Linked DNA regions of Homo sapiens: region 1 is linked to region 2. A link is an interaction called in ENCODE POLR2A ChIA-PET data of the cell type or tissue named here. Cell type or tissue: Panc1. All regions are shown on one strand.

Region 1 (4,000 bases), 200 kb before region 2:
AAGCCAGAAGCTATGGCTTGCACAGATGAATCACCCTTGTGCATCTTGAGAAGGGGACCCAGGAAGTTGGAGAGGTAAGGCTTGGAGGAAAAAATTAAAAGACAAGACTGGGTCTCATGGGCGGCCACACTGGGGATCCTGGAGAGGAGAGCGATTCCTACTTTCAGGAGGCCGAAAGACTAACCCTTCCTGGGTATCTGGGGTAAATACCAGTTTGCCTGATAGAGTGGCTGTAGGAAGAGGAGAGAAGATTCTCTGGAAAGATCAAAGCAGCTTGGTGGTTGTGTGTGGTAGGGAAGCAGGGAATGTGACCTATGGGGCTATGAGCCACGATGGCCCTGTGAAGGCAGCATCTTCAGCTCACACAACCTCCGGGTTTGCTTAGGACAGGAACAGTGTGGCTAACCCAGGACCCATAAAGGAGGCTCACCTTTCACTTAGAATCAGAGAATCTCAGGTTTGGGAAAGGGACCTGAGAGGCCCACATAACACATGTAAATGTCACTTCTCCAGCTTTCTGGGGCAACACTGTCAGTTCCTATTTCCATGGCCTTGCAATGAGTTGGGCCAGTAGGATGCATCTATCTACCCCTAGGGCTGGACTGGATAAAGTTCTCTCTAAATTGCAGATTTTAAAAATATGTGGGATGCAGAAAATTCTAACCACCACCACATCTTCTGAAATGTCTGCAAAGTCAAATGTGGTCAACTACTTTCTGTAGCGAATACTGATAAATCAATTATCTGCTTTTAAAATGAGACTGACCAGAGAGTAGGGATGGCTAAAAGATAATTGGCCCGGTGTGGTGGCTCATGCATGTAATCCCAGCACTTTGGGAGGCCGAGGTGGGTGGATCACCTGAGGTCAGGAGTCTGAGATCAGCCTGGCCAACATGGTGAAACCCTGTCTCTACTAAAAATTCAAAAATTAGCTGGGCATGGTGGCGCATGCCTGTAATCCACGCTACCCAGGAGGCTGAGGCAGGAGAATCGCTGGAACATGATGGGAGGTGGAGGCTGCAGTGAGCTGAGATTGTGCCATTGCACTCTAGTCTGGGTGACAGAGTGAGACTCCATCTCAAAAAAAAAAAAAAAAAAGATAATTAACACATGGTACTGGTGCCTACAATTATTGTCATCTGATCATGTGGCAACCTGGTATGGGATGGGGCTAATATGATCCCTATTGGAAATGTAGCCTTAGATTGAAAAAGTTCCCAGCCCTCCATACTGACCCAGGCAGGAGTTCCAAGGCCCTTTGGAAGAGCTGATTCTAGAGGCAGGAGAGGGGTCCAATACACTGAGATATTTGGATTAGTTATTTGGTACATATCTGATTGACTCCAGTAAAAACAGCTCATATTTGTTGGGAGCTTACTTTTTACAGTCTTAAAATGAAAGACTTTATTAGTACACACACACACACACACACACACACACACACACACAAATAGTGCTTTTAGGTCATCTTTTGCAAAACATAGCAATCAACAAATATTTGTTATTAACTTGCTGAAACCATCCCGTGATCACTTAAAAACTGCCTAATGTTCAAAGTGTTCTTTTTATGTTAACAAGAGAAAAAGAAAGGCGCAGCCCTTTCAGTACATAAAAGTAGCTTCTGACAGAAATCTTTGGAAGAGCTTTAGTTGAACATAATCTTAAAGCCTTTTCTGCAGAGTAATTAATACATAAATGGGAAAACTCAGAGGATTTAGGTGAACAAGCTAGAGCATTGATTTTCAAAGCGCAGATTGCCATTCACCAATGTATTGTGAAATCACTTTAGTGGGTCACGAGTGCATTTTTTAAAAAATGAAATAAAATAGAAAGTACAAGATAATTCTTAGAATAATAGAAGAAAAGGAAGTACTAGAATGCACTGGCCGTAATATTGTTTTGTGAAGGGTTATAGATGTGGGTGAACTAGGTCAGGAAGTAAAATATGTATATGACAGAAGGTAAGAGGCAAAGACTGAGCCCACTATGTTATCCCCAAGAATAACTACTTCTGGCTAGGGCAGAGACTGTTAAAGAGACGGCAGGCAGGAAAAGATGAAGCCTTTTCCTATCTTTAATGCTGTCACTGTAAAGAAGAATCAGTGAGCCCGGGGCCGCAGGAAGGAACAGTCACGGGGAACAGACAGTCTCCCGGACCCTGAGAGCTGACTCTGTGAGCACTTAAGAGTCAACAGCAGGCCGGGTGCAGTGGCTCATGCCTGTAATCCCAACACTTTGGGAAGCTGAGGCAGGCAGATCACTTGAGGTCAGGAGTTTGAGACCAGCCTGGCCAACATGGTGAAACCCTGTCTCTACTAAAAATACAAAAATTAGCCGAGTGTGGTGGCATATGCCTGTAGTCCTAGCCACTTGGGAGGCTGAGGCATGAGAATTGCTTGAACCCTGGAGGCAGAGGTTGCAGTGAGCCGAGATCGTGCCACTGCACTCCAGCCTGGGTGACAGAGAAAAAAAAAAAAAAAGGAAGTTAACAGCAGCAAACAGATACTCAGATACTCCTGCAACAGAGATGCATCAAGAATACTTTAAATGGGGGCCAGGAACTGCGGTTCATGCCTGTAATCCCAGCACTTTGGGAGGCTGAGGTGGGCAGATCACTTGAGGCCAGGAGTTTGAGACCAGCCTGGCTAACATGGTGAAACTCCGTCTCTACTAAAAATACAAAAATTAGCTGGGCATGGTGGCGCACGCCTGTAGTCCTAGTCGCTCAGGAAAGGGCCCCAGGAGAGGAGGCTGAGGCATGCGATTCGCTTGAACCCATGAGGTGGAGGTTGCAGTGAGCCGAGATCGCACCACTGTACTCCAGTCTGGGTGACAGAGCAAAAAAAAAAAAAAAAAAAACAAAGAAGAAGAAGAAGTTAACAGCAGCAAACAGATACTTCCTGCAACAGAGATGCATCAAGAATACTTTAAACAGGGGCTGGGCATCGTGGTTCATGCCTGTAATCCCAGCACTTTGGGATCACTTGAGGCCAGGAGTTCGAGACCAGCCTGGCCAACATGGTGAAACCTCGTCTCTACTAAAAATACAAAAATTAGCTGGGCATGTTGGCACACGCCTATAGTCCTGGCCACTCAGGAAAGGGCCTGAGGAGAGGAGGCTGAGGCATGAGAATCGCTTGAACCCATGAGGTGGAGGTTGCAGTGAGCCGAGATCGTGCCACAGCACTCCAGTCTGGGTGACAGAGAAAAAAAAAATGTTAACAGTAGCAAACAGATACTTCCTGCAACAGAGATGCATCAAGAATACTTTAAATAGGGGCCAGGCACCATGGTTCATGCCTGTAATCCCAGCACTTTGGGAGGCTGATGCGGACAGATCACTTCAGGCCAGGAGTTCGAGACCAGCCTGGCTAACACGGTGAAACCCTGTCTCTACTAAAAAATACAAAAATTAGCCAGGCATGGTGGTGGGTATCTGAGTCCCAGTTACTCGGGAAGCTGAGGCAGGAGAATTGCTTGAACCCAGAGACGGAGGTTGCAGTGAGCCGAGATCATGCCACTGCACTCCAGCCTGGACAACAGAGCGAAACTCCGTCTCAGAAAAAAAAAAAAAAGGAATACTTTACACACGGATCTGGACCCATGCATAAGGCCTGGGCTTTTGATATCAGATGTGTGAGAGCACTAAAAAGAAAGACAAGGTGCAGCTACAGTTATTGAAAGAGTTAAAGTCGAAAGAGAAAATGTACTTAATATGTACACAGGTGTTTATTTAAAAAGCTTTTTTACTGGTATTAAGTTATATCTTTACCTAGACACAAAACAGTTGGAATAAGTCAATGTTTTGTTTACTTTAAAAATTCTATTTTTCTAGAAAAGGCAATATTGAAAGGAATGTCTGCTAAGCAGGAATTAGTCAAGTTATTTTGAGGGGGGTAACAGAGAGAGGAGGGGGCTTTGAGAGACAGCATTCCAGGCAAAAGGAAAAGTATGCACAGAAGCCTCGCGGGCAAGAGACTGCGTATGCTCGGGGACCCTC
Region 2 (4,000 bases):
TTAAATCCATGAGTTATTTAGATGTGCTAGGTTCCAAATATTTGGTGATTTTTCCAAATCCCTTAAGGCTACTGATTTCTAATTTAATTCCATTGTGGTCAGAAGACACTTTGTATGACTTAAATCCTATTTATTTATTTATTTATTTGAGATGGAATCTTGCTCTGTCGCCCAGGCTGGAGTGCAGTGGCGTCATCTCAGCTCACTGCAAGCTCCGCCTCCCGGGTTCACGCCATGCTCCTGCCTCAGCTTCCCAAGTAGCTGGGACTACAGGTGCCCACCGCCACGCCCGGCTAATTTTCTTTTTGTATTTTTAGTAGAGATGGGTTTCACCGTGTTAGCCAGGATTGTCTCGATCTCCGGACCTCGTGATCCGCCCGCCTTGGCCTCCCAAAGTGCTGGGATTAAAGGCATGAGCCACCGCGCCCAGCCAATCCTTTAGATTTATTGAGGCTTGCTTTAGGACTCAGAATATGAATTATTTTCATTATTATTTTTTGAGACGGAGTCTCGCTCTGTCGCCCAGGCTGGAGTGCAGTGGTGCGATCTCAGCTCACTGCAAGCTCTGCCTCCTGGGTTCACGCCCTTCTCCCTCCTCAGCCTCCCGAGTAGCTAGGACTACAGGCGCCAGCCACTAAGCCCGGCTAATTATTTTTTTGTATTTTTAGTAGAGACGGGGTTTCACCGTGTTAGCCAGGATGGTCTCGATCTCTGGACCTCGTGATCCGCCCGCCTCGGCCTCCCAAAGTGCTGGGATTAGGCGTAAGCCACCACGCCCGGCCAGAATATGAATTATTATAGTAAATAGTTTGTGTGCACTTGGAAAGAAGGTGGTTCTGCCGTTGGTAGTGTTTTTTGTTTTTCAGTAAATGTCAACTAGATTAAGTTGGTGATTAGTGTTATTCTAAATATTCTATCTCCTTCTTGCTGATTCTTTGTCTATTCTATTGAGGACTGAGAAAGAGATGTTGAATCTCCAACTATAATTGTGTGTTCACCCAATTCTACATGTAGTTCTATCAGTTTTGTTTCATGTGTTTTGAAGCTCTGTAATGAGGCAAACATTCAGAACTGATATGTTCTCTTCACGAACTGACCCCTTTGTAATTATGAAATGTTTCCTTATTCTGTGATAATATTCTTTGTTCTGAAGTCTACTTTGTCTATTAATATAGCCATTCCTGCTTTTTAAAGCTTCCTGTTTGCTGGGTATGGTGGCTCACACTGGTAATCGTAACACTTTGGAAGGCCAAGGTGAGAGAATCACTTAATTCCAGAAGTTCAAGAACAGCCCGAACAACACAGTGAGACTCCATTTCTACAAAAAAAAAAAAAAATTTTTTTTTAATTAGCAGGGCATGGTGGCACATGCCTGAAATCCCAGCTACTCAGGAGGCTGAAGCAGGAGGATGACTTGAGCCCAGGAGTTTGAGGCTGCAGTGAGCTGTAATCATGTCACTGCATATCAGCCTTGGCAACAGACGCTGTTTCAAAAAAAAAATAAAATAAAATTAGTATTAGCATAATATATCATTATTTCTATCCTTTTACTTTTGTCCTATTCATGTCTTTATATTTAGGTGAGATTTTTATGGGCAAGATGTAGGTGATTCTTGCCTTTTTTATCCAATCTTACATTTCCTGTCTTTTAATTGAGTGTTTAGACCATTTACATTCAATATGACTTTTGATATGGCCAAGTTTAAATCTACCATCTTGCTAAATGTTTTCTATTAGTTCATACATTTATTCTTTGTTCCATTTTTTTCTTTTTGGTTCCCATGTGTTGTTTTGGATCTACTGAATATTTTTAGGATGCCATTTTTATCTCATTTGTTAACTGATTAGCTACACCTATGTTACTTTAGAGGCTGCTTTAGAATGTATAGCATATATTTGTAACTTATCCAAGTCTACACATTTAGGATGTATTATATCACTTCATGTACAGTGTAAGAACCTTACAACATTTTTCTCTTTATCACTGATTATAAGCGACTTAATTAGGAGGTGCCGTGGGTCTTGCTTTTTTTTAAGCAAGGAAGGCTACAGGAATTTAGAGGAAATTTTGCCCCACTTTTGACACAAAAATCTTGTATCACTTTACCTGCAAATTATGAGATTTTCCAATCTGGCTAATGGGAACAGAAATCACTCCCAGCCCTGCATAAGCTCCAGCGAATGTTCCCTCTGATCTTTTTAAGTGGCTCTTTCCTGGGCCTTGGGTAGTTTCCCATGTGCTCAGCTGAAGGCTTGCAGGATGTCCTCTGTAGATCTCTAGAATGTTCTCTCTCCGTGTACAGCTCTTTCCTCTCGGGGACTCTGCCCTGTGAGTTCTAGCCACCTTGGCCTCCTCAACCTCCCACCTCTATCTCCTCCACTCATGAAGACTGCTGCACTCCACCTGGATTTCCCCTTCCTTCAATATGTACCAGCGACGAGCTCTGACAATTGCAGGGCTCACTTCATTTATTTCCCATCTTTCAGGGATAACTATCCTTAACTGCCTGTTACCCAATACCTTGAAAACCATTACATCGTATCGGCCAGGCGCGGTGGCTCACGCCTGTAATCCCAGCACTTTGGGAGGCCAAGGCAGGCAGATCATGAGGTCAGGAGATCAAGACCATCCTGGCTAACACGGTGAAACCTCATCTCTACTAAAACTACAAAAAATTAGCCGGGCGTGGTGGTGGGCACCCGTAGTCCCAGCCACTTGGGAGGCTGAGGCAGGAGAATGGTGTGAACCCTCGAGGTGGAGCTTGCAGTGAGCCAAGGTCGCACCACTGCACTCCAGCCTGGGCGACAGAGCGAGACTCCGTCTCAAAAAAAACCAAAAAACAAAAACAAAAACAAAAAACCATTACATCATATCATTGTTCAGTTTGTTTCAAGCAGAAGGGTAAGTCTGGTGCCTGCATTTATTGAAGGCCTTGTGTAATTCGATGTGTGGAATACCCAACTGATTAGAAAGTAAATGTTAGCCGGGCGCGGTGACTCACACCTCTAATCACAGCAGTTTGGGAGGCTTAGGTGGCAGATCACCTGAGGTCAGGAGTTCGAGACCAGCCTGGCCAACGTGGTGAAACCCCGTCTCTACTCAAAATACAAAAATCAGCCAGGCGAGGTGGCATCCATCTGTAATCCCAGCTACTCGGGAGGCTGAGGCACAAGAATTGCTTGAACCCGGGAGGTGGAAGTTGCAGTGAGCCAAGATCGCATCACTGCACTACAGCCTGGGCGACAGTGCAAGACTCTGTCTCAAAAGAAAAGAAAATAATGTTAATTATTTCATTTTCAGAAAAATCAACTCACAGAAATTGGATCAAAATCTATTTTACATGAGATAAGTAAAAATGGTCCCATATCCACAGATATTCTTGGCTTAAAAACAACCTCAATACATTATCTTATCACCACCACCACTGTCTGAAAATCAAATGGTCTTTAAAATATGTTTAACAAATGAAAAAGTATAACAATTTTTCTGACTTTCTGTTTATTTATAAAGGTTGGTGTGGAGTGCTTCTAAAGTACACTGAGGAATCCTTAAATGAAACAATTCTATCTCGGCCGGGCTCACACATGTAATCCTAGCACTTTGGGAGGCCAAGATGGGAGGATTGCATAAGGCCAGGAGTTTGAGACCAGCCTGGTCAACATAGCAAAACCCCATCTCAATTTTTTTTAAATAACAAGGAAAGAAAAGGAAAAAGAATCCTATCTCATTGCACAGCTAGGTTATCCACATACAAAAATCTCAAACCAAGTTATTCTACTTCTATGTAAAGGACTGGGCACATAAAATGTTACCTTCATTCCAGACTTCTCAAAAACTGTTAAGCTTAATATGATTTGCCATTTTGTTTCAAGTGGAATATATTAAACATCATTTAAAAGTGGGCTTAAGGGTAGCAATTTACAGTTAAAAAGAGTTTTGGTATTGTCTGAACATAAGAATGACATAGGTATTAGAACTGTTGAGAAAACATCTTTCTTA

The links. ChIA-PET counts read pairs that join two places held together with the same protein. Peaks named below come from ENCODE experiments on the same cell type or tissue, not always from the same donor. Only the 100,000 strongest peaks of a DNase experiment are listed, where the experiment ranks them.
Region 1: POLR2A ChIA-PET joins it to region 2 with 5 read pairs; 2 of 35 experiments call an interaction of 5 or more read pairs at or near these places.

What each region holds. Positions count from the first base shown.
Region 1 is chr17:61,372,668-61,376,667 of GRCh38, reverse strand. All of the region lies in intron 23 of BCAS3 (BCAS3 microtubule associated cell migration factor), which reads right to left. Among named protein-coding and RNA genes, the nearest start is that of TBX2-AS1, 25 kb to the left of the region's middle. In Panc1, no CTCF peak of the experiment used is centred here; no DNase peak of the experiment used is centred here.
Region 2 is chr17:61,169,136-61,173,135 of GRCh38, reverse strand. All of the region lies in intron 22 of BCAS3 (BCAS3 microtubule associated cell migration factor), which reads right to left. Among named protein-coding and RNA genes, the nearest start is that of BCAS3-AS1, 35 kb to the right of the region's middle. In Panc1, no CTCF peak of the experiment used is centred here; no DNase peak of the experiment used is centred here; H3K27ac peaks cover 2,899 bases.